Linked DNA regions of Homo sapiens: region 1 is linked to region 2. A link is an interaction called in ENCODE POLR2A ChIA-PET data of the cell type or tissue named here. Cell type or tissue: Panc1. All regions are shown on one strand. Links, peaks and the distances in the headings refer to the core of each region. The heading gives the core; the rest is flanking DNA.

Region 1 (12,441 bases), core at 2,365-10,364, 120 kb after region 2:
ACGATCTCAGCTCACTGCAAGCTCCGCCTCCCGGGTTCACGCCATTCTCCTGCCTCAGCCTCCCGAGTAGCTGGGACTACAGGTTATATTATTAATCCTTTTAATATATTTTCTTATTAATCTTTGCAGTAATTCTATGAAGATTATTACCCAAATTTCACAGTTCTAAGAAGCACATTTTCCCACCACCGAATGTCTCTGAAACCAGGACGGATCATATAGTGTCCCATAGTCACTGTCCGCAAGACAGCAGCTACACACTGATTGTCACTGCCTGCTCATCAGCAAATTTGGTTGTCACTTTTTGTGGCATGAAAGTAGCAGCATCGAAGTATGGCTTGGAGGAAAATCTTGGAGGCAATTGTAGGGTTGTCTTGTAAGAGCTAAGCATCATCAATGCTCTTGATGGCATACACGCCAATATTATATAGAAAAGTAGGGACATCAGTGACTGTGAGTCAAAAGCAATTCAGAAAAGTCTTACTGGGCAGATCACCTGAGGTCAGGAGTTCGAGACCAGCCTGGCCAACATGGTGAAACCCCATCTCTATGAAAAATACAAAAATTAGCCGTGTGTGGTGGCGTGTGCCTGTAGTCCCAGCTACTTGGGGAGGCTGAGGCAGGAGAATCGCTTGACTCTGGGAGGCGGAGGTTGCAGTGAACTGAGACGGCGCCATTGCACTCCAGCTTGGGCAACAGAGTGAGATTCCATCTTAAAATGAAATAAAAGAAGAGTCTTACTATGTTGTATTTGAGGAATACATTAAGTAATTTATTTTGCTAAGACTTTTATTTTTATCTGTGCATTACGGCGACATATGATTAAAACCTGTCTAAATGTATTGAAAGAGCTCTTTCAGTAAGTATGAAATAAAAATTCTACATTACAAGAAAGCATTGTGTCTTAATGGCAGTGTTTTATTTTTACTTGTACATGAAAGAACAATGAGTCTTACAATATATGGATTATTAGATTCATTGAAATATGGTATTATCCCCTTCCTGTCCATAAAGAAAATGAGCCTCAACGATATTATCTTTTGCAAGGTCACAAAACTATTAAGTGGCAGAACTAGGAGGTGACCCTAGGTCTCCCGAACTCCACAACCTGTGCTTATTTTCCATTGCATTGTATTGAGCCGCTACTGAATTTTTATTAAAAATCACAGACTACTCTGTTTATTTTCACTAACATTTTGTGGATCTAAAATGAAAACTAGCTAATGTTTTTAAAAATCTTCCTAAGTTCTTTTACAATGTGATACATGAACTCAATAAATTTATTAATAAGACTTTTGACTTTGTGGAAGCAAAATTTAACCCTTTGTTTCTATTTTACTGGAGCTTGTCCAAGCATTTTGTAATTTAAAAGAAGGAATCAACATTTACTAAGCTTCAGTTAGGCCAGGCATGGTGGCTCATGCCTGGGATCTCAGCATTTTGGGAGGCTGAGGCTGATGGATCACCTGAGGTCAGGAGTTCGAGACTAGCCTGGCCAACATGGCGAAACCCCGTCTCTACTAAAAATGCAAAAATTAGCTGGGCGTGGTGGTGTGTGCCTGTAATCCCAGCTACTAGGGAGGCTGAGGCAGGAGAATCTCTTGAACCCGGGAGGCGGAGGTCACAGTGAGCTGAGATGGTACCGTTGCACTCCAGCCTGGGTGACAGAGCAAGACTCTGTCTCAAAAAAAAAAAAAAAGTTTCAGCTACACAGGGCACTGTGTTTTCAAGATAGGTATTATTAGCCCCACTTTACAGATGAGGAGGAAACAGAGTCACAGTATTTAGATAATTCATCTAAGGACAACTGCCAGTAAGTGGCAAAGCTGGGACACAGTTCTTTTGACTGTGAGTGTGGATTTACCTCCCCAATATGCAAAATCAATAAAATGTATTAACTTATCATTATTAAATGCTGCTGAACCAAAGTTACATGTGTCTGGCAAGGAAGAATTTAATGCAAACTTTTTTCCTTTACATATACTTCTTTTATATTGTAGTGTTTGGTGTTAAATAGCATGGCTGGTTCTTAGGCAACCACAGCCAGACATAAAACTATCCTAACTCCTCGGTGATACTCATGTCAGTTTTTTTTTTTTAATTTCTATTTTTTGAAGACAGTCTCACTCTGTCTCCCAGGCTGGAGTGCAGTAGTGTGATCTCGGCTCACTGCAACCTCTGCCTCCTAGGTGCAGTCGATTCTAGTGCCTCAGCCTCCCGAGTAGCTGGGATTACAGGTGCATGCCATGACACTTGGCTAATTTTTTGTATTTTTAGTAGAGACGGGGTTTTGCCATGTTGCCCAGGCTGGTGTCGAACTACTGGGCTCAGGCAATCTGCCCACTTCAGCCTCCCAGAGTGCTAGGATTACAGGCATGAGCCACTGTGCCTGGCCTTATGTGGATATTAATGCTGCATTAGGTTTCTCAACATCCCTGCTTCCATTGACAAAGGAGCAATTTCACGCTGTGCTCTGATTAGAAGCACTGGAGATGTCCAACGAGCCTTTAAAGCAGGGGTTCCCAACCTGGGGGCCACACAGCAGCAGGTGAGTTCATATTTTAGAGAAGTCAGAAGTGTTTCTGAGTTTCTATTTCAGAGAAGTCAAGCTATTCATTCTTATATAAGTTATTATCAGATTAAACTTCAAAAACCTTTATACTTCTAGAATGAAAAGTAATTTTAGGTTGGGCATGGTGGCTCACGCCTGTAATCCCAGCCCTTTGGAAGTCTGAGGCAGGAGGATTTGTTGAGCCTGAGAGTTTAAGAACAGCCTGGGCAACACAGGGAGACCCTGTCTCTACAAGAAATTTTTAAAAATTAGCTGGATGTGATGGTGTGTGCCTGTAGTCCCAGCTACTCCCAGCTACTCATGAGGCTGTGGCAGGAGGATGGCTTAAGTCTGGGAGGTCAAGGGTAGGTGACACAGCGAGAGCCTGTCTCAAAACAAAACACAACAAACTTTAAAAAAAAGTGCACAAATAACAAGATTAAGATGATCATACACAGTTTACTTATGTAACTAGTAAAATTTAAGAAGCTGTTATACATTCAGATTTCATTATTGTGTTAATGCTCAGTAAGACATGCCAAATGAATTATTATTGTACTGAACAGGCAGAACATGTATAGCCTACTTGTGCTGATGAGTCATGATTTTTAAGTTTCCGCTTATAATGCGTATCAATCAGTCACTATGTGATGACTAAATTAAAATTGGTAAAAGACCTTATAGCCATTGATAATGGGGGAAGAAATTATGTTTTATGCTCTATTCTTACTCTACCCAGATCATTACCCAATAGTCTAGTCTGGGCCACACTTACAGGGATATATATACAAGTATTGGTTATTTAGTAACTCTCCAGGTCAACAGGTGGCATGAGAAGAAGCTACTTCTGAAAGAAGTATTAAGGATAGTGTCAAGTCAGTTCAAGAAGCTTATGTGAAGGGCCTACCATTAGCCCAGCATGTCAAAGTTGAGAAGTGCATTAATTCATTCACTTATTCATGCATCAACTATATCCTGGACATCTATTGTGTGGAAGACACCTTGTGGGAAGCCAAAATTGCTAAAGATTATTAGCTAGTTGAGAAAACTTAGTTGTGCTGCTGTCTACACAAAAAGGTTGAAAAGGGCTGAAAAAGACAAGTGGCCTATTTCTTTCTTACCAAAGTCCAGGCAAAATGCTTTGCTTATCAACACAGTGCCATATTAATAAGGTTTTAAGCTTTTTTTAAAAAAAAAAAAAACTAAGGCTGGGTGTGGTGGCTCACACCTGTAATCCCAGCACTTTGGGAGGCTGAGGCAGGTGGATCACGAGGTCAGGAGTTGAAGACCAGCCTGGCCAAGACGGTGAAACCCCGTCTCTACTAAAAATACAAAAAATCAGCCAGGCGTGGTGGTGGGCATCTGTAATGCCTGCTACTTGGGAGGCTGACGCAGAGAATTGCTTGAACCCAGGAGGCGGAGGTTGCAGTGAGCCGAGATCACGCCACTGCACTCCAGCCTGGGTGACAGAGTGAGACTTTGTCTCAAAAACAAAACAAAACAAAACAAAACAAAACAAAACAAAACTAAAGTTTTTGGTTTTTTCTGTGATTTGAAGCTCTTTTTTTTCTTTTTATCTTCTTTTTTTTAAATTTAAAAGGTTTTTTCCTTGTTGCTACTATCTAGTCAATTATATTGCTTACGAGATAACAGAATTCATGTTATCTCAAGAGCAACTGTCATGCTGATTGTGTTAGGAGAGGCTTTTCCAAGGGAAAACTTTTTTCTCTCATCCTCACTTCCAATAGCTATTCACAATAATTTAGGGCATGTTATTTGAGTGAATATTTAATTTAGGAATAAATATAACTCCTAATAATGCATACAAAAGATTTATGAAGTGAGAGAAAATACTTATGACATTTCTTCCATGGTCATAAAACTAAAATATATTTGTACATAAAGAGCATTTATTAATTTTTTTTTTTTTTTTTTTGAGACGGAGTCTCACTCTTTCGCCCAGGCTGGAGTGCAGTGGCGCGATCTCCGCTCACTGCAAGCTCCGCCTCCCGGGTTCACGCTATTCTCCTGCCTCAGCCTCCGGAGTAGCTGGGACTACAGGCGCCCGCCACCACACCTGGCTAATTTTTTGTATTTTTAGTGGGGATGGGGTTTCACCGTGTTAGCCAGGATGGTCTCGATTTCCTGACCTTGTGATCCGCCTGCTTTGGCCTCCCAAAGTGCTGGGATTACAGGCGTGAGCCACCGTGCCCGGCCCAAGATTATATAAATTTTAAAAAGCAAATAGCTGGGCACGGCGGCTCACACCGGTAATCCCAGCACTTTTGGAGGCCAAGACAGGCTGTTTGCTTGAGCCCAGGAGTTCAAGACCAGTCTGGGCAACATGGCGAAACCCCGTCTCTACTAAAAATGCAAAAATTAACCGGGCGGGGTGGTGCACACCTGTGGTCCTAGCTACTTGGGAGGATAAGGTGGGAGAATAGCTGGAACCTGGGAGGCAGACCGAGCCAAGATCACGCTGCTGCACTCCAGCCTGGGTGACAGACAGAGACCCTGTCTCAAAAAACAAAACAAAACCCAAAAAACAAACGGGCCGGGCGCAGTGGCTCACACCTGTAATCCCAGCACTTTAGGAGGCCCAGGTGGGTAGATAACCCGAGGTCAGGAGTTCGAGACCAGCCTGGCCGAGATGGTGAAACCCCGTCTCTACTAAAATTACAAAAATTAGCTGGGCACGGTGGCAGGAGCCTGTAATCCCAGCTACTCGGGAGGCTGAGGCAGGAGAATCCCTTGAACCAGGGTGGCAGAGATTGCAGTGAGCTGAGATCGAGCCATTGCACTCCAGGCCGAGTGATAGAGTGAGACTCTGTCTCAAAACAAAAAAACAAAAAGCAAATAATTCAGGCCCTTTGCTTTTGTCTATATGTAGGTATGCTGCCTATTATTTACCTGAGAAGCAAAACAAACTGGATATTCCAACTGAAAATGTGACTGTTATGACTCATAATTCCTGCTGGATTTCAAATCCTATTGTCTTATGATTACCTCATTGGAGTTGTGTGAATCACCTTGTCTTCCGTGCGTTGACTAACTAGAAAGAACCTCCTGGTTTCTCCTGAGAGATTGCTTTCTTTTTGTTGTGGTCACCATCACCATGACACTGCAATAGGGCGATCACATTCCAGAGCAGTGGATGGTGTACTAAGCCAGGAGCCTGAATTAGGGATAGCATAATTCCATCCTATTCCTTAAATATTAGGTGAGCAGCTACTCAGTGTAATGCTCAGTATAGTACTCCATGGTCTTTTAAAACTTTGCAACCTGGCAGAGGAGTAGAAAATGTAAGGGAACAGCTGAAAAAATGGGCCAAGATAAAAGGTTTAATCTTCAAACTTTCAGTGTTAATCAAGCCCCTCTTAAATTGAGATGAGGACTGACCTAAACACAATTATTTTCCCTTTTTGGGATAGGAAATCCTAAGACAGTTCCCAGGGCTTGAGGCTATCACTAAGAGCTACTTAAGAGTTTCTGAACTATAAGATCTGGCGTAATTAGCCAGGCGTGGTGGCTGCCAGGGCCTGTAGTCTCAGCTAATGGTGTGTGTTGTGGGGAGTGAGAGGATAAGGAGGGAGGATGGAATTGTTTGAGCCAGGGAGTTCGAGGCTGCAGTGAGCTATGGTTGGGGGCCCCTGCACTCCAGCCTGGGCGACAGAGTTGAGACCCAAGATCCAGTCTACATCCCTCAAATTTTTCATGATGCCCAATGTTTTCCTTTGTAAGCAGGGCTTAGATTCCAAATAGATTCCACTAAAACTGTGAATGAGAAACAAGGCAAAGTCTTGTTCTCCTTCTCCAGTGTGTTCCCCTCAATGCTCTAAGAGCATTATTTGTTAATGGAACATCATGTTTGGGTACAAGGGGAGGCGAAGGGAAGAGGGAAGGAAGGAGAAGGCAAGGAGGATGACTAAAGGTACTTCAGTGGTTCAGAAAGAGGTAGAAGATTTACCTGTTGGCTACTGCCTTGTTAGCCTACTAGATGCAGATGCTGTTTGTGGGCAGGAAAAGCTTGTCATCTTGCAAAGGTGCACAGGAGGCAAGACTTTTTTTTCCCTATGTCCTTTCTGTATTTTCTGTTAACACCAGATGCACACCAGAGATGTTCTAAGCAGGTTAAAAGTGGCTTGGGATTATATCTGATTAGCAAAGAGTTAATGAATTTGTGGCAAAATTCTGAGTGAATTAAAAAAGAAAGTCAGCTGCAGCATAAGCTTCCTAAGCCACTTATGCAGGATGCTTAAGGACAGTCTAACCTGTTAGAGAATCATTACAAGGTATATACCACTCTATCCCTTTCCTTACCTCTTGTAAGCTTCTGTGGCATAATGAGACTTCATGTTTATTTTAGTGTATATATTTGTTGGAGTTACTAATAAAATAAGAAATTAAAAGAGAACATTTTTAAAAAATTCAGATACGTTTGAATAGACAAAAGAAAGAGGCATTTGTTTAGGGATTAGAGGTAGGTGGATGGGGGTGTGTATGCCCCCACATACTCATTTGTGGAATTTGTGATGCATTTTTAAGGAGGAACAGTCCTGGTAACCATTAAGAAATATTTCTGCCAGACACATTTGTTTTCCTAGAGTGTTCTTAGGACAGTATTCTGAGAATATTTCAGTCTGCTTCCACTTAGCACTTGAAATACACAAATCCTGAACAGAAAAGGTTCACATTGCGTAGTCCCCTGCCTGAAAAATAATCATATCCAGTTTTCACTGGAGTTTCTGGGAAAGCTGAAAATTTCACTTCTACAACTCAAGTTTTACCCAGAATCAAATACAGAAACCTTATAAAGAAACATGAATTTAAAAAATTAACTATATTGTGTTATTTCCTCTATTCCCTTCCCCCTCCCTCCATGTAAATAAAATTGGTAACATCACAAACAGTAGTTATTCTTTTGGTAAATATGATTCATGTCTATAGCAGCCCCTTGTGAAATGTTATTTCATACTATCTAATTCTCATGGCTGCCTGAGGCTGGTGGTTGAGAGATGATTATCCTTATACATGGAATGTTAGATGAAATCTGGTATCACTCTGGCCACTAATATAAATGTGTACTGATGCTGTCCGAAAATGGATGGTCTACCTCACATGGCTTTCATGATCTGTAAGATAATCCTTACTGTTCCTATCATTGTGTGTCTGTGAATGTTTTCTCTGTCTCTGTCTGCTAAGTCAAAGGCTATATACATTTTATATATATGTTCATGTATTTATGTATAGATCTTTTGTGTCTACATATCTATGTAGATCTATGATTTTTTGCCTCAAATTCTTGAATTTTATATCCATTCTTTAGGAATCAAATCTGATGGCTTATTGTTTATCTATACATATTTGTTTTTTATTGAGTATAGACTGCTTGTCTTCCTTTTGTCCACCAAATTAATATCCTACAAATAGATGAGTTGTTTAACAGTCATTGTTATTGAAAATTAATTTTCAGTATCTTGTTGATAGTGACTGCAATCATAAGCGTCACTCTCTCCAACCCAAAATAGTACTGCCATCTGTCTGTATAATCAGAGGACTGGCCCCAGGACCCCTGCAAATCCCCAATCCCCACATACTCAAGTTCAGCAATCCACCCTGTAGAACCCCCATAGATGAAAAGTTTACCCTGCGTATATCAGGATTTCCCATCCCAGGAATACTGTGTTTTCAGTCTGTTCTTGGTTGAAAAGAATCTCATGTAAATGGATCAGCGCAGTTCAAACCCCGGTTGTTGAAGGGGAAACTGTATGTGGATTTTGACAAAAGTGTCCTGGATCTTTATAGCCTTTCTGTGTAGAAATATGTTTTGCTCTTCTTGTACCTTGTAACATGATACCATCTGGCTTTTACTAGAGTGTCGTTTATGGCCGTGGTGGAAGCTCTTAGTCTAACATTGGGTCAAGAATAGGCATGGAAACTCCCAGACATGGCAAGGCCATCTTTGAGATTTCTGGTAGGATAAGGAGGTGGAGCTTCTACTCTTCTTGGGAAAATTCTTTCAGCTAGTTCTCCTCTCCCCTCTTGCCAGTGGTTGGGGGAAGCAGGACACCTCTTCTCCCCAAGGGGAAATGGAGCAATTTTTTTTTATTATAAAAGACCAGATTCCTTGGAACATATCCTCGTGGAGAAAAAAATAACTCTATCTATTAGATAAGTAAAATAAATTCTGTTCTAATATATAAACAGCCATATTCTAATAGGTCAGAACTATTTTTCTCTATTTTACAGATGAGAAAGGGTAGACTCAAAGAAGTTAAATTTCTTACTCAAGTTTACATAGCTATTATGTATTATTGCAATTTTTGTAGGTAAAATTGAAAAAGGTTATATGACAAGCTCATATCATTCAACCTAATAGAAAATCCAGGGCTGCAGTGCATGGACTCTATCTCCCACCCTAGAGTCTTATCTTATGTTGAAGTGAACTAAATATGGCCTGAGAAGGACTCTGTACTTCTATATTTGAGTCCTTGTGGAGAACCATAACCTAGCTTAATAGGCAGACAAAACTGAAAACTAAACTTAGGAGTATGCACCTGTAACAATAGCTGAGTGTTGGTCAATCCCAGCAGCCATACTTCAACCACTCATAGACTGCTGAGTGTTCAAACTGCGTTCAAATATGGCAAACACTGAGCTGTAACCAATCTCACTGTTTCCGTACCTCATTTCCGATCCCTGTACGTCACTTTACTTTTTTTAATCTATAAATTTGTTCTGACCACGATATACCCCAGGAGTCTCTCTGACTCTGCTGTAATTCTGAAGGCTACCCTATTCACAAATTGTTTCCTTTTTTTTTTTTTTTGCTCAACTAAACTCCATCAAATTTGACTTGTCTCAAGTTTCCTTTTAACACTTACATACCACTGTTTCTTACTTGGATCTTTAATGATGACTTGAATTGTTTTAATTTAAATGTTACTTAATATGTACAAACAAAAAATTAGGTACAAACTTCTGATTCATGTAGCTTTATTAAACTATATGGGCAATAATTTTTTTAAACTTAAAAATTAAAAAAAGAAAACTAAATAACCTAAAAATCTATTTACCAATATGTATGTCATGAAACAGAGGGTATAGTGTTGCTGAAAGAAAACAATGAACTAGGTTTTTAAAAAAATCAGCCATTGGTTACTTTAATGAAATATTCATTTTAATACTGTATCCTCCCGATGCAACGCTAATGAATAAAACACACTGTTTTCAGAATTTTTTTAACTGCATACTTACTACTATACATAGTAGTCATGAACTGTTGAACTTCTGTGTACAGAAGTGAAATTTATGTAACCTATCTACTCATTTATGACAATATGCCTTTTATAGTATTTGCTGTGTGATGACTCAATTCTTCTACCAGTTATCTCTATCTGACTACTTGTAAAACTTTCTCTCACTTCATGCCTCCACTTGGATTGAAACCATCATTCATATATTACATTTGCTTCTTGTGTTTTTTTCTCATTGGTTTATAACAATCAAAGTAGTTCATGACTCCACTGTATCATATCATTTTCATACAAGCAAATGGAAGTCTCAATGGATTAACTTTTCTATAAAACTAAAGTTTTTTTCTATGAAATTGCCTTTAATTTTGAATTTTCACTTCAATGAAATAAGTTTGATTTTGGTAAAAGAATGAAACATCAGTACTACTTTGAACACAGTTAACTGTCATTTTAAAATCAAGACATAAAAGCAACCACAGATGCTTGCCAAGAAATTAAAAATTCAATGCTAAACATGTAGTTCTAACAACAAAGAGGACTAAGATAACACAGAATCTTCTCTCGTAAACCTCAAAATGCTGGATGCAATGTAGCTATTTAGAGGTACAATATAATTATATGTAACTACATAGAGAAAGGAAACTCCCCATACCAGAAATGGAAAAAAGATGTGAAAGCCTTGTGGTAAGCACACAGACTGACTCTGCAATTTTACACTTAGAAATTAACAATGCTATTTAAGACCATAGGTCTTAAGCCTATGCAGGGACACTGAGAGCGATGTGCCTGTGTGAAAGAATGACTAGAAGAACTCTCCCCATAGTCTCAGGGAGACTCAAAGGAAACATGTCAATGCCTAGGTTTTTGGGCAGAAAACAACATAAGCTCTTTCAAGAAATTAAAACCCCAGGTACTCCATGGACAGATGTGGAATTTCCTGTATTGTCCAGAAACTCCCCGAGTCACAAAGTTAATGTAAACCTCAACTTGACAGTATGCCAGAAGCAAAAATTAAATAAACAAATAGCTGGGCATGGTGGCTCATGCCTGTAATCCCAGCACTTTGGGAGGCTAAGGCGGGTGTATTGCTTGAAGCCAAGAGTTAGAGACCAACCTGGCCAACATGGCAAAACCCTGTCTGCACTAAAATAAAAAAAAAATTAGCCAGGCATGGTGGTGCGTGTCTGTAGTCCCAGATACTCAGGAGGCTGAGGCATGAGAATCTCTTGAACCTGGGAGGTGGAGGTTGCAGTGAGCCGAGATTGCACCACTGCACTCCAGCCTGAGTGACAGAGTAAGACTCTGTCTCAATAAATAAGTAAAAAATTAAAAAATAAATGTATTACTCTGTTTTCACGCTGCTATAAAGAACTGCCCAAGACCAGGTAATTTATAAAGGAAAGAGGTTTAATTGACTTCCAGTTCTGCATTGCCTGGGAGGCCTCAGGAAACTTACAATCATGACTGAAGGCAAAGGGGAAGGAATGAATCTTCTTCACAGGGCAGCAAGAGGGAGAAGTGCTAGCAGGGGAAATGCCGGGCACTCCCAAAACCATCAGATCTTGTGAGAACTCACTATCATGAGAACAGCAAGGGGGAAACTGCCTCCATGATCCAATCACTTCCCACTGGGTCCCTCCCACGACATGTGGGGATAATGGGGATTGCAATTCAAGATGAGATTGTGGTGGGGACACAGACAAACCATATAAATAAATAAATAAACAAACAAATAAGCTACTTTACAGGGTACTTCCAAACCCAAGGCTACAAAGAAAAAATGATCCCCAGTGAAATGACAAAATACAGGAGGAAATAATCCACCATGTGTGAAAGTTATCAGATTCAATAAACAGCAGTTATATACTCCCTCCCAAGCACTTCAGCTTATAGCACTATAAAATAAGTATGTTTAAAACAAGAGATAAGAAAGAATAGGAATTACAGGAAAATAAGATCAAAGTCCTACTTTTAAAAAATAAAATTTCTAAAAATTAAAATAAAAAAATACAGCTACACTAATTCTTAAATAGACAATTCATGACCTGAAATTTAGATCTAAGGAAATATATACAAATGTGACTCTCAAAAGCTTGAGAAATGGAAAATATGAAAGATAGTTTAAGAGATATGGAAGAAAGAAGAAAAATGTCCAGTGCCTATCTAATAGGAATTTCCAAAGGAGAGAATGAAGAGTGGGAGAGGCAGTATTTCAAATGATAATGTCTGAGAATTTTCTTAAATTAATGAAAGACATGAATCTTCAGGATAACTAATGATGGAACACCTCAAATGAAAAGAAAATATTAAGACACCCAAAGATTTTTAAAACTTAAACTAAAAGAGAACATTAGTTAAAATGACAATAGACTTTTCAACAGAAATTATCAAATTCAGAGTCAATGGAATAAAAGTTGCAAAACTGTCAACTTAGAATTCTATCCCCAACTAAATTATCATTCAATTGTCAAAATAAAATAAGGCAAAATAAAAATATTTTAATACAAAACAGAGAAGATTTACCACTCACATTCCTTGCTAAAAGAGCTAAAGAAGGATTTACTTTAGGCAGAAACAATTTGAACAAAAAGGGAAGGATGAAGGCAAAGAGGGGTTGAGTGATCAAGGAGAAGG
Region 2 (12,441 bases), core at 1,572-9,571:
TGAGTAGCTGGGACTACAGGTATGTGCCGCCACACCCAGCTAATTTTTTGTAGAGATGGGTTTTTGCCATGTTGCTCAGCGTGGTCTTGAATTCCTGGGCTCAAGTGATCCTCTGGCCTTGGCCTCCCAAAGTGCTGGGATTATAGGTGTGAGCCACTGCACATGGCCTAGCCCAGCAGTTTAAGGTTGCAGTGAGCTTTTTTTTGAGATGGAATCTCGCTCTGTCACCCAGGCTGGAGTGCAGTGATGTGATCTTGGCTCACTGCAACCTCCACCTCCCGGGTTCAAGCGATTCTCCAGCCTCAGCCTCCCGAGTAGCTGGGACTTCAGGCATGCGCCGCCACCATGCCTGGCTAATTTTTGTATTTTTAGTAGAGACGGGGTTTCACCATGTTGCCCAGGCTGGTCTTGAATGCCTAAGCTCAAGCCATCCACTCGCCTCAGCCTCCCAAATTGTTGGGATTACAGATGTGAGCCACCACGCCCAGCCTGCAGTGAGCTTTGACTGTGCCACTGTACTCCAGCCTGGGCCATAGAGCAAGACCCTGTCTCAAAGTAAACAAAAAACAAATCAAACAAACAAAAGGCAAAATAAAGTTTTTTCAGACATTCAAAAGCTGGAAGAATTCATCACCAGCATTCTCACAGTAAAATAAATATTAATAAAAATCCTTTAAGCAGAAGGCAAATGTTACTAGATGGAAATATGGATCTACACAAAGGAATGAAGAGTTTCGCAAATAGTAACTACATGGATGTAAATACACAAGATTTTTTTCTTATCATTTAAATCTCTTTACTTAATTTTCTTTCCCTTAAAATTTAAATTGAGCTCCAGGAGGTATGTATACAATGTTTACTTTACTGCACATGACTTTGAGGTCATCAGGTTTAGGCCATTCTGAAAGGCATGGGACCTACACACAAGGCTGACTCTGGAGTATATAATAATCACTTACCTTTCAAAATATAGGGAGACTGAGCCACATGTTCATCACCATAAAGGACCTCTATCTTCAGGCCTTCATCGACAGTTTCATACATCCTATATCTCATCAAAAATGTTCCATCATTCCTGTCCAAAGGTTTAGGGACATGTATCCGGACCAACTCTTTAGGTGAAAGAGATTTGACTACGACTTTGAATGGTGTTTCACCTAAAAGGAAAAGAAATATAAACAACTCTACCATGTCATGATAATGATTTACAATTATTGGATAGGTGTTATTGGATAACTTAAATATGTTGCTTTTTCCTGCAGCATTGGTGGTTAAAAAAAAATCATTTCCTTTGGAAGATCTTTGAGGCCAGGAACTGTCATGTCTGGTTCATGCATTCTTTTTTTTTTTTTTTTCTTTTTTGAGACAGGGTCTTGCTCTGTCATCCAGCTAGGAGTGCAGAGGCAGAATCCTAGCTCATTACAGCTCCAACCTCCTGGGCTCATGAACCTCCTGCCTCAACCTGCATCAGCCCCATGAGTAGCTGGGACTATAGGAGTGTGCCACCATGCCCAGCTAATTTTTGAAATTTTTTGTAGAGATGGTGGGGGGCGGGATGGGTTGGAGGGGGTCTTGCTGTGTTGCCCAGGCTGATCTCAAACTCCTGACTTCAAGCGATCCCCACTGCCTCAGCCTCCCAAAGTGTTGGGATTACAGGCTTGAGCCACAGAGCTTGGTCTGGTTCATGTATTCAAACCACGGATCAGACTCAACATTTGAATCATTAGTCATTCAATAAAGATTTACTGCATGAACAAAAGCAAATCATTTTTTAAAAGCAAATAAAAAATAAACTTTTTGCTTATTTGGTCTTTCCTCCTTTGGGTAGGATTAAAGCCCAAATAGTTAAAAATCCATGGACTCTAAGCATGACAGATCTCTCTAGTAATCGAACTTCCTCCTTATAAAACACACACAAGCTTTCTTTGTATACCATTTCAGTATCTAATAACCTTCATTTCTGTGAAAATTTCCCCGTTTATTAAGCCCAAATTTCAAGTGGTACTTCTAAGGCCATTTCCTTACGTAGAGAGAGATTACAGCTAGTTACCAGACTCTTGTACAAGCTCACACACACACACACACACACAAACACACACATACACATCTTTGTAAATACTAGAGATTACTTCTGAGTCTGTTTCCTCAGCTTGAAATGAAACAGTTACACTGTAATAATCCATTCCACCTTCAAAGTTTTGTGGGGTTTCTGTTCTACGTAAATAATAACTATTCAACAAACTTTCCCTTTCCTATTAGCTGACATTTAGGCTTTGAAATGATACTGTTGTGATTAGTGTTACTGTGGCCAGGAATAAACTTTGAAACTTCTTCCTTCAGAGAGTGCAGAGGATATACCATTTAGATCACCATATCAAAGGAAAATGCTAAAAAAGTAATGAATCCTTGGAAATCCACAGTCCTAGCAAAAGGAAAATTGTGACCAAAGTTGTTTTTCACTTCGCATATTATAAAATTTAGAATATTTAAAATATATCTTTTGAAATTACTAAACACGTTTGTGAAATTCTTAGTTTCTAAATCGAGTGAGTGTAATATCTACTTTCTTTTGATCTTTAAGGGTTTTTTTTCTTGTGAGTCTGCAGAAATGTTTCTCAGTCTCTTCAATTTAGTAATAACAATGTGGTATCTGACATCTTGCTATTAAATATTAATAATCGAGTACCAAACATATACATTTTAGGATCCTTGAAACAAGTATGATAAAATTACGAAATAAATCTGCTAACCTAAATGAAGTATAATAAACATGGAAGATGCTATAAAGTGGTAATAATTTAATAGGAAATTATTAGAAATGTTGGCCAGTTACCTGAACTGCACAAATGAAACACATAAATTATTGCTTTGCATTATTTCCCACATGGTTTCAGAAAGGCAACATGGCACAGCAGATCGAAATCTGAAGAGGAAAGTCTGGGAATTGGAAAGCCATTTTCATTGCTCCCTCCCCAAACTGGAAATGTACAAAAAGGTTTTCTTATTTCCTGATCAAACAGTCTTATTCTCCATATATTATTATTTTAAATAAACAAAACAGTTATAAGACAAGAATATTATTGACTATGTGACTTTTGGGAAAGACAGAAAAAAACAACTAGCTTCAAAATGCGTCAATTATTTGTAAATTGAAAGTATCAGACTAAAGAATTATGGTCGCTTCCAGTTGTAATATTTTTTGTCGCTGAAATATCATTTAAAAGTTACATTTCAAAATGTATGTATACAACTATAATATAGCCATTGGAAATATATATTTTAAATGTTCAGTTATTTTTTACAGTAATCTGTCATGCCTGTGTCATTGTTGACATGAAATTAATGTTAGAATCAATGCAAGATAATATGGATCAGGACTGAAACAGAAATAAGAATTCTAACCTCATAAAAGAGAAAATGAGAAGAGTGAAATTTCAAATTCCTTCAAATGGAAGGCATGAAAATTCTCATTAGCTCTGGGTACTAATATAGTGGGATAGAATTGAGGCTCAACGGCAGGCGTGGTGGCTCACGCCTGTAATCCGAGCACTTTGGTAGGCCAAGGCAGGTGGATCACAAGGTCAGGATTTTGAGACCAGCCTGACCAACATGGTGAAACCCCTTCTCTACTAAAAATACAAAAATTAGCCGGGCATGATGATGCGCACCTGTAATCCCAGCTACTCAGGAGGCTGAGGCAGGAGACTCACTTGAACCCAGGAGGCGGAGGTTGCAGTGAGCCGAGATCGCGCCACTGCACTCAAGCCTGGGCAACAAAGCTAGACTCTGTCTCAAAAAAAAAAAAAAAAAAAAAGAATTGAGGCTCAGCTTGAGTTTTCTACTCAATAAATTCAAACTTAAGAAAAATAGCTAACTGGATGAGAATGCAGTGACTATGTAGACAAAAGGAGGTTGGCAGCATCAAAGTGTTACATCATTAGAATCAGAAATCTTGAACACGTTTGATTTGGTAAGAAATCAAAAGCATATTTAGAAATTCACTTAGCACTTTTTATGGGCTTGAGACTTTCATATGTATTTTCTATGTCATTTATTTCCTACAAGAAATTTGAGGTAGGTATCTGTCACTCCCATTTTATAGATCAAGAAACCAATGCTCCAAGAAATAAAGTAACTTGCCCAAGGTCACATACATAATGAGCAGCAGAGCCAATATTTGAATGTAGCTTTGCAGCAGTCACAGTTGGAGGAATACTTCTGGCACTTCGGATACAATGGAGTCATCTCCTCCTCTGTTGTTTAGGAAGCTCATTAAGGCCCTCTACAGCTGCAGCAAAAGTGTTGACCCCACACGGTCAAGGGAAACAAAATCCCAGAAGGCTAAGGTGTTGTACCATGAGGCTAAATGGAAATCCTCCAAAAATATCTGGCTAGCTGCCAACGACGAACACCCTCCAAGATCTTATTGTAAACTGACGTACGACAATCATATTAAGGATGATTTGATAAAACAGAAAGAGCAATGAAGTAGAAGTTCAAAGGGCTGTTCCTGCCTTGGCTCTGACACATTCACTGTGGAGCCCACTGGGCAAGGCATTTTAGCTTCACTGAGCCCAGTTTCTTATGTGTAAAGACAGTAATATCTATCCTTCCTACCTTACAAGACTATTTTGGAGGACAAATTAAGCAAGCCATAGTATAAAACACTAAAGTACTACACAGCCAGGAGGTAAGATTATTTTATGAAGATATTATTACTGATGAAGGTAGAAGACTGAGTAGAAAATAAGTATTTATATCCTTCCATCTTGACATATTTCAATCATCCCTCCCTCCACCCCTTATTTCTTTTCATCTACAATAGTTACTCAGCATCTCTAGCAAGCATTGTGCTAGAGACTGGGAATATAATAGTATCAACAGGTACTGCCTACATTCATAATTGAAGGAAATGTTCAATTTAAGCAGGAGTTTACTGAAAATAAAGATACAGTTCTTCCCCCCACCCAAGGACAAAGACCCTATAATTTCTGTTTGTGAACCCCAGTTTGAGATGTCCTGCTTTAGATCACTGAAGTTCACAATATTTTTGTTATCTGGGTACTTGGATATATGTAGCATAATAGTGGCATTCAGGGAAATTCTACACTGTCGAATGGGAGTGATAATAAGGGAAACTTTCTAAGTTGTGTACAACAGGCTACAGCTTGAGAAGATTTTTCCTCTTTTCCAATTAGTTCTTTTGTGTGTGTGCAGTGGCACAATCTCAGCTCAATGCAACTGCAGCCTCCCAGGCTCAAGAGATCCTCCCACCTCAGCCTCCCCAGTAGCTGGGACCACAGCTGTGCACTACCACGCCTGGCTGATATTTTGGATTTTTTTGGTAGATGGGTTTTGCCATGTTGCCCAGACTGGTCTCAAACTTCTGAGTTCAGGCAGTCTACCAGCCTTGGCCTCCCAAAGTGCTGAGATTACAAGGCATGAATAACCAGCTATTCAGTTGGTTCTTGAAGAGGGAAAGACTTCAGGACTTGGAAGTGAATGTTGGTGGCAGAAATGTAAGAAACTAGTTGGGTGAGTTTTCAGAACTATACGGCACCTTTTTAACTGGAAGCCAGAAATCAAGAGGCCTGAAAGGAAACAAAGGGAATCCAAAGGAATGAAAGTAAGGTTGTCCAAAAAGTTCCATTTTATTTATTTATTTAGAGAAAGGGTCTTGCTATGTTGCCCGGGCTGGAGTGCAGTGGCACAATCATAATGCACTGCAACCTTGAGCTCCTGGGCTCAACTGATCCTTCTGCCTCAGCCTCCCAAGTAGGTAATTTTTAAAATTTTTATTTTAAGTAGAGATGGAATCTTGCTATGTTGCCCAGGCTGAGAAGTCTTTCTAAGACTAAAAAAGGTAAAAAAAGAAAAGTCACAGATCACAGGGGTAAACCATGCAGAATCATAAATGTAACTTTCCTTCTGTTAAGATATTTAATAGAAACTGTCTGTAAACTTTTTCGTTTGTTTAAATATATTTATGTATATATAATATATGTACATATAAAACATATACACAACTTTAAGTCATGTATCATTTGGATTTTAACTGAGAGTCTTTAACATACATTAGAGATTGACAAACTAGCTAATCCAGCTCAGTGCCTGTTTTTGTAAATCCTGTAAGCTAACAATGATTCTTATATTTTTAAAATGGGGATGGGCATGGTGGATTATGCCTGTAATCCCAGCATTTGGGGAGACTGAGGCAAGAGGATCCCTTGAGGCCAGGAATTTGAGGCTGCAGTAGCTATGACTGTACCACTGCACTGCATCCTGGGTGACAAAGACCTTGTCTCTTAAAAAAAAAAAAGGAGGAGGGGGGTTGGAGAAAAATCAAAATAATAATATTCTGTGACTTATGGAAAACTATATGAAATTGAAATTTCAGTGGCCATAAAAAGTTTTATTGTAACATAAACGGGTTTGTTATATGTCCATGGCTACAAAGCACAGCTGAATAAATGTGAGAGATGATATCACCTACAAAGCCTAAATTATTTACTATCTGGCCCTTTAAAGAAAAAGTTTGTGAAACCCTGATATACACACATGCGTTTCTGTCAATAGAGTCGGAATTATTTTACCTAAATGCATATCATGCATATGAAACCAGTTGTCTGAGTATTTAGGGTCTAACTGGTAGACACGTTATCAAAGCAATGCCCAAAGACAACTTCAGGAGTGGTGTTCTGAATCAAATGTAGAAAACAAGCCACTGAGGTAGTTAAGGGAGAGGCAGATTCTTGCCTCAGCTCAAATTTCTCCAGTGGCTCTCTTTTATCTAGTTATAAAGTCATTTGCTTGGCATTCAAGGCGCTTGAAGACCAGAGGCTACAATCAACCAGGCTTTTCCGCTCAGTATCATTAAATTACAGTACTTATTTTCCCGAACACCACGGTCTCCTACGCCTCTGTGCTTCTGCACATGCCATGGCGTCCTTCTATATGCCTGCCCAGCAAACCTTCTCATCCTTCAAGTCTCTGCTCCTGAAATCTTCCTGGATTTCTCCAGTCTCTGGCAGTGCTTCAATGTTGCCACTGCACTCTGTACATACCTTCAATTATCTTGTACAGTGATCAGTTATTTGCATGTCTTTGACCAACAGACTGTAAGTTCCTTGATGGTCAGGCATTGTCTTTTCATCCTTAGATTCCCAGCAGAATTACCAAACACAGAAGTAGACATCAAAGAAGTATTTCTTGAATGAATGAAATTTTAAAAATCATTAAATCTAAAAGTGAATTATGTTTGGTTCCTAAATTCTCTGCTTTGCCCAGCTGTCAAGACCCCCTTACCCCTTTCCCAAGTTGGGACACACTTCTGGCAGCTATGTTCCCAGCTGGACTAGCAGGGGCAGAGGCACTGGTTTATTCTAATTGTCTCTTCGCTGATACAACAAGGTGCTAGTTGGCCAGAGCCCCAAATTATACATTAGCAAATCCTGACTGACAACAGCGTGAAACCAGCAGGACAAGTTTTAAGAAGTTGCAAAGGTTAAGACGTGAAGGACAACGTGGGAGGAGGACCGGGCAGAAAGGGATTCAGGACGAGATCCATCTCACCCTCCGTGGAGGGAAAACCGAATGATTTCTACTGAGTTTCCCTAGTTCCTGTAATCTGCTTTCAAAAACTCAGAACTAAAAAGGAAACAAAAAACTAACACGTAAACCCCTCCTCCTTCCTACGGCTCTGACATTTCCTCTGCGTAGGATTTCGTTGCTCCAAACCCACCAGGCCTAAGCCATGTAATCCGACGCGATCCGTCGGCTTGATGACTCACCACTGGAAAGCGCTCCCTGCAATCCCTCACAGTTCAGACAACTAAGTCCGAGATGGAAGGCAACGTGTGACTCACGGCACACTCCTTGTAACGCCCGGGCGCCGTCCATTCGCAACATCAGTCCCTGCACATTAAATGCGGAAGGGCCCTTCAAGTTCATTCATTCATTCATTCCACAAACTTTCGTGGTGATTTTTGCCCGCTTTGAGTATGGGCGGGAGGAGGGAAGAGGAGCTGACCAGACCCAAAAAGGGGCGACACACGCCGGGGAGGGACGCCACGCAGGCCGCGGGCGGACTCCCGGGCGGCGGGGACGCGCGGGGACCCGGCCGCGGGACGAGGGAGGCCGGCGGCTGGACACTACCTGCGGGAGAGCGAGTGAGGTTCTGGCCCTCCGAGTTGACCGCCTGCAGGTAGAAATAGCGGACCGGCAGGACGACGGCCGCCTGCAGCCCGGGCCCCCACACCAGGCTCCGCGGCGCGCTGACCAGCACCTCCGGGGCCCCCGCGGCCACCAGCAGGGCGAGGCGCAGCTGCAGCAGCAGGGCCCGCGGGAGGCGGCGCATGGTCGGCGGGGCACAACTGCGGTCCAGCTCCGCGGCGGCGAGGAGGGGCCGGCAGCGCCGCGGACCGGGCGGGGACTGGGGCCCACCGCGGGGCGGGTCTTTCGGGCGGGAAAGATTGCGGCGCAGGCTCCCTTTCCCGCCCGCTGTCCCGCCTCGTCTCCCTCGGGCGGGAACGCGAGCCAGTGCCGCAATCACCCACTGCGCGCCCTGTAGGGGTCGACGATGGGTGCGCCCCTTCCTCCCCGCAGCCCCATAGGCCCCGTGGAGGAAAGGGGTGGAGAGGCCCGCCCAGAGACCGAGGCTGCGAGTGTGCGCTGGCTGTTGATTGCCAAGGCTTCAGGCACGCCTGGCCTCCACTTCCAGTGGTCTTTCCCTTTCTTTTTCTTCCTTCCTTTCCTTCTTTCTTCTCTTTTCTTTCTCTGTTTTTATACAGACAAGGGGGCTGGCTCTGTCGCCTAGGCTGGAGTGCAATGGCGCGACCACAGCTCACTGCAGCCTGGAACTCGTGGGCTCAGGAGATCCTCCCGCCTCAGCCTCCCGAGTAGCTGGGACTGACTGTAGGCACACGACACCACGCTGGCTAATTTAATTTATTATTATTATTATTATTATTATTATTATTATTATTATTACTATTACTATTTGTAGAGACGGGGTCTCCCTATGTTGCCCAAGGTGGTCTTGAACTCCTGGTTTCAAGCAATCCGCCCGCCTCGGCTTCCCAAAGTGCCGGGATTACAGGCATGAGCCACCGGGTCCGCCGCTCAGGTGTTTTTAAAGGACGTAGACCCGGTGGTGATTGTTGTGGGACGATGAAAGGGTCCGGCCCCAAGATCGATGTAGTTTAGGGAAATATCTTTTCCCAAGGAATGTCTCCGAGTTTACAAGATGAGCGCCAAGGTCACGCCCCCCGCCCTCCCTCACAGCCCTCTGTTCACAGCAGCACCGTTCTCTTGTGGCCGGTTTTGTTGCTTTTCTGCTTAGCAGCCTCCCTCACAGAACCGTGATCCCCCCACCCCACACATCCCTTTCCCCGCTTCCTCCCGCACTCCTCTTCTTCCAGCAGGTGTTTACAGAACATCCACGGAGTTTGGGCCAAGCCCAGAGTGAGGAGCTGGGCACTGGGGTGGCAGAAGACCAGGCCTTGCCTTGAGCCCTTGTGCGAGCTTTACCTCAAAGCCTCTGTAATCGAAGTGGGAGAAGGGGTGGTGGTGCGTGGTTGGTCTCAGCCACCTCCACCACTCCTCAGAAGATGAACGCTGGATCCAGGAAGAGATTGTCAAGGTTACTATCTGCCTCTCTTTTTTGATCATTTTATCCAATTTGTTAATGGATACAAATTTGTTAATGGATTGTTAATAGATCTGAATTTATTTAAAGCCAATAAAGATTCTCCTCTGGCTGAATGATCCAGAAGGAACTCACACCCCAGAATGGACACAGGATTTCTGCACCCTCTTGGGGGAACTTAATGCCCAAAACATCAGAGCCAGGCACTGGACAAGCCTTTGTCCGCCTCACGGCTTTAACCGTGCTACTCAGCATTCTTGCTGTGACCAAGTTTTACCAGGGCAAAATCTTTCCCACATTTTCACACTTCTCTTGACCTATTTTAGTAATGCTAAGCAGTGGTTATGGACAGTATTCTTTGTACTTTGGAAAGGTTTCAGGAACTGGTAGTCAGTTGCCGGTAAATTTTAGGGCTAAAGTGTAACATTACTTGGTATTACTTTCACTGATAAATTTTATTTTGTGGGGATGTCTCCTTGCTTTAAATAGAAAGCTTTGCTCTGTTCCAACTATCGCTTAAAAAAATTGTATGGAACACATTTTGCTCACACTCTTTCAAAATCTGACTTAAAACAATTTCCAGAGAAATAATCTGAGGTTTAGCCGGTACTGGATTATAGTAAAACATGGCCTAATAAATTACATAACATTTGGGTTAACACCCAGTATTTTTTTTTTTTTGAGAACACGTCAGGGAAGCCATATAATTGTACCTGAACACACTAGCGTTTAGCAATACTAAGCCTGCACCAACCTGTTTTCTTTCTCATCTTAACCTGTCTCCAAAGAGTATATCTCTTCAGAGCAACCAGTGCTTTGACCAGACTCTTTATCATTAATCAAATTTCATTCATTCAACACATATTTATTAAATGCCCACCATATTTTAGATATTGTATTTTGACTTCAAAGTGCCTGTAGTTTAGTGGAGAAGAAAGACTAAGAGGCAATGTAAATAGCGTATAGGTGTTAAAATATGGGCCTCAAGAACTGCATGGTCTAGGATTTTATCCCACTTACAAACTAACAAGTTGGCCTGTTACTGTTTCATGGATGCTGTCAAAAGATACAACACTCCTGTATCAAAGAACTTTATTATTCACTGCAAAAGCAGTAGCCAGAGCTTTATGTTGGTTTGCTTTTTGTTCCTAAGCCTCCCAAGCCCTGTGGGGACAGTGCACACAGACTATGATGGATGCCTGAAGTGGGTTGCATTACAAGAGAGGAGCACTGAGCTAAAGGAATTTGCCTCTTTTAGGCTACACAGAATTAAGCCTGCTCTTTGAAGGTGGGGAGATGTTATCTCATCCCTCAAACGTTGCTTGCTACAAACACCGCCCAGAGAAATGGACTGATAAAGAGCTGGACATTGGAGTGGCAGAACAGCAAGAATGATCAGAGAAGTTCAAGGGCCATGGCAGAGAGCCTTTTCCAACATAGTACAGTGTACTTATACACTACATATGAAGGCCAGCTAATCTAGTCTTGGGAGAACCAAGAGAGGCTTCTGAAAGAGATGACATCTATGCCGAACCTTGAAGGTCAAACAGGAATCAGCCACATAAAGAGAAGGAGGAGAGCATTCTGGATAGCAGGAACATCATGTATAAAACTTTGAAGTAAACGATACACTCCGAGAAGTTTTTCATTCCCTTTCACATTCATCTCCATATTGAACTCCAATCTCAAACACCTATAATTAAAGTCAGTGTGTGACTCTGGAAGGTCTAGATTCAATACACTTCTGTGAATTGCAGTGGCCTCTGGAATCTTTACATTAATGTCACATAAAATTCACAGCTAATTATTGTCGACTCAGTTCATAACATTTCCACCTTTTCGGTAACTCTTCTTTTTTTACTCCACAGTCCGCCTGGTTAACAGTGAGGCTTTGTAACAGCATAACTTTAACTATGGCTACAGTTTATTGGCTCCTATTTTGGAAACTGACTCATGCTGAACTAATCCCCTTTCCCTGGGAGTTTAAAATCAAGGTTAGGAGATTTTTAACGTACCGACTGCTCTCCAACAGCAGCATTATAACCTTTGCTATTTTTTTCCCTTGTATTCTGAAAATAGAAGAGAAATACAGAAAACTCTCTGGGTTATGTATAGTGCACTAGAGTCTGGTACAGTTCATGAGCAGCGTCTCTATCTCTGGTTTCTGAGACATCCTTGCATCCTTATAATAAATTCCTCTTTAACTTTAGAAATTGTGTAATTTTCTTTCTTTAATTTTTATTTATTCATTTATTTTATTTTATTTTGATGGACTCTCGCTCTGTCAGCCAGGCTGGAGTGGCACCCAGCCACTCTCGATCTGTCACCCATATCTACAATGGCGAGATCTTGGCTCATTGAACCTCTGTCTCCCAGGTTCAAGCGATTCTCCTGCCTCAGCCTCCTGCCGAGCCTGCAGGTGCACCCCACCACACCTGGCTAATTTTTGTAGAAATTGTCTAATTTTCCATGTCACCAATGAATAAAAAAACGTACATAGGGTTAGACAAGATTAGATCCTATAAAATGCACAAAACTTTATTTTAATAATTTCAATAATATTTATTCAACCCACCCTTTATATCATGACTTTATGGCATGCATTATGCAAGGTATTGGGTATATAAACTCAGTCCCTGCCCTTCCATGTATTACAGTCTATAGGGTACATTTTAGACTGTGAGACTATTGGTTTAAATATTAACTTCCATCCAGAACCAATTTCCTCCAAAACATTCCACCTTGAAACAATCAATTGTGCCCAGATTCTTAGGGTTGTATAAGAACATTGATTC

What was found. Peaks named below come from ENCODE experiments on the same cell type or tissue, not always from the same donor. Only the 100,000 strongest peaks of a DNase experiment are listed, where the experiment ranks them.
Region 1: POLR2A ChIA-PET joins it to region 2 with 16 read pairs; 5 of 35 experiments call an interaction of 5 or more read pairs at or near these places.

Annotation. Positions count from the first base shown.
Region 1 is chr11:108,611,157-108,623,597 of GRCh38, forward strand. No RefSeq gene overlaps it. Among named protein-coding and RNA genes, the nearest start is that of EXPH5, 24 kb to the left of the region's middle. RefSeq lists enhancers at 5,273-6,472, 10,811-10,890. In Panc1, for the core only: no CTCF peak of the experiment used is centred there; DNase peaks (open chromatin) are centred at 5,605 and 9,885.
Region 2 is chr11:108,490,011-108,502,451 of GRCh38, forward strand. It overlaps POGLUT3 (protein O-glucosyltransferase 3), which reads right to left and starts at 8,374. Exons shown (of 8, transcript NM_153705.5): 1 at 8,155-8,374; 2 at 960-1,157. The coding sequence starts at 8,356. It overlaps LOC112267909 (a long non-coding RNA gene), which reads left to right and starts at 9,051. Exons shown (of 3, transcript XR_007062880.1): 1 at 9,051-9,640. RefSeq lists a silencer at 8,007-8,526. In Panc1, for the core only: no CTCF peak of the experiment used is centred there; DNase peaks (open chromatin) are centred at 7,151 and 7,781; H3K4me3 peaks cover 2,592 bases; H3K27ac peaks cover 2,435 bases.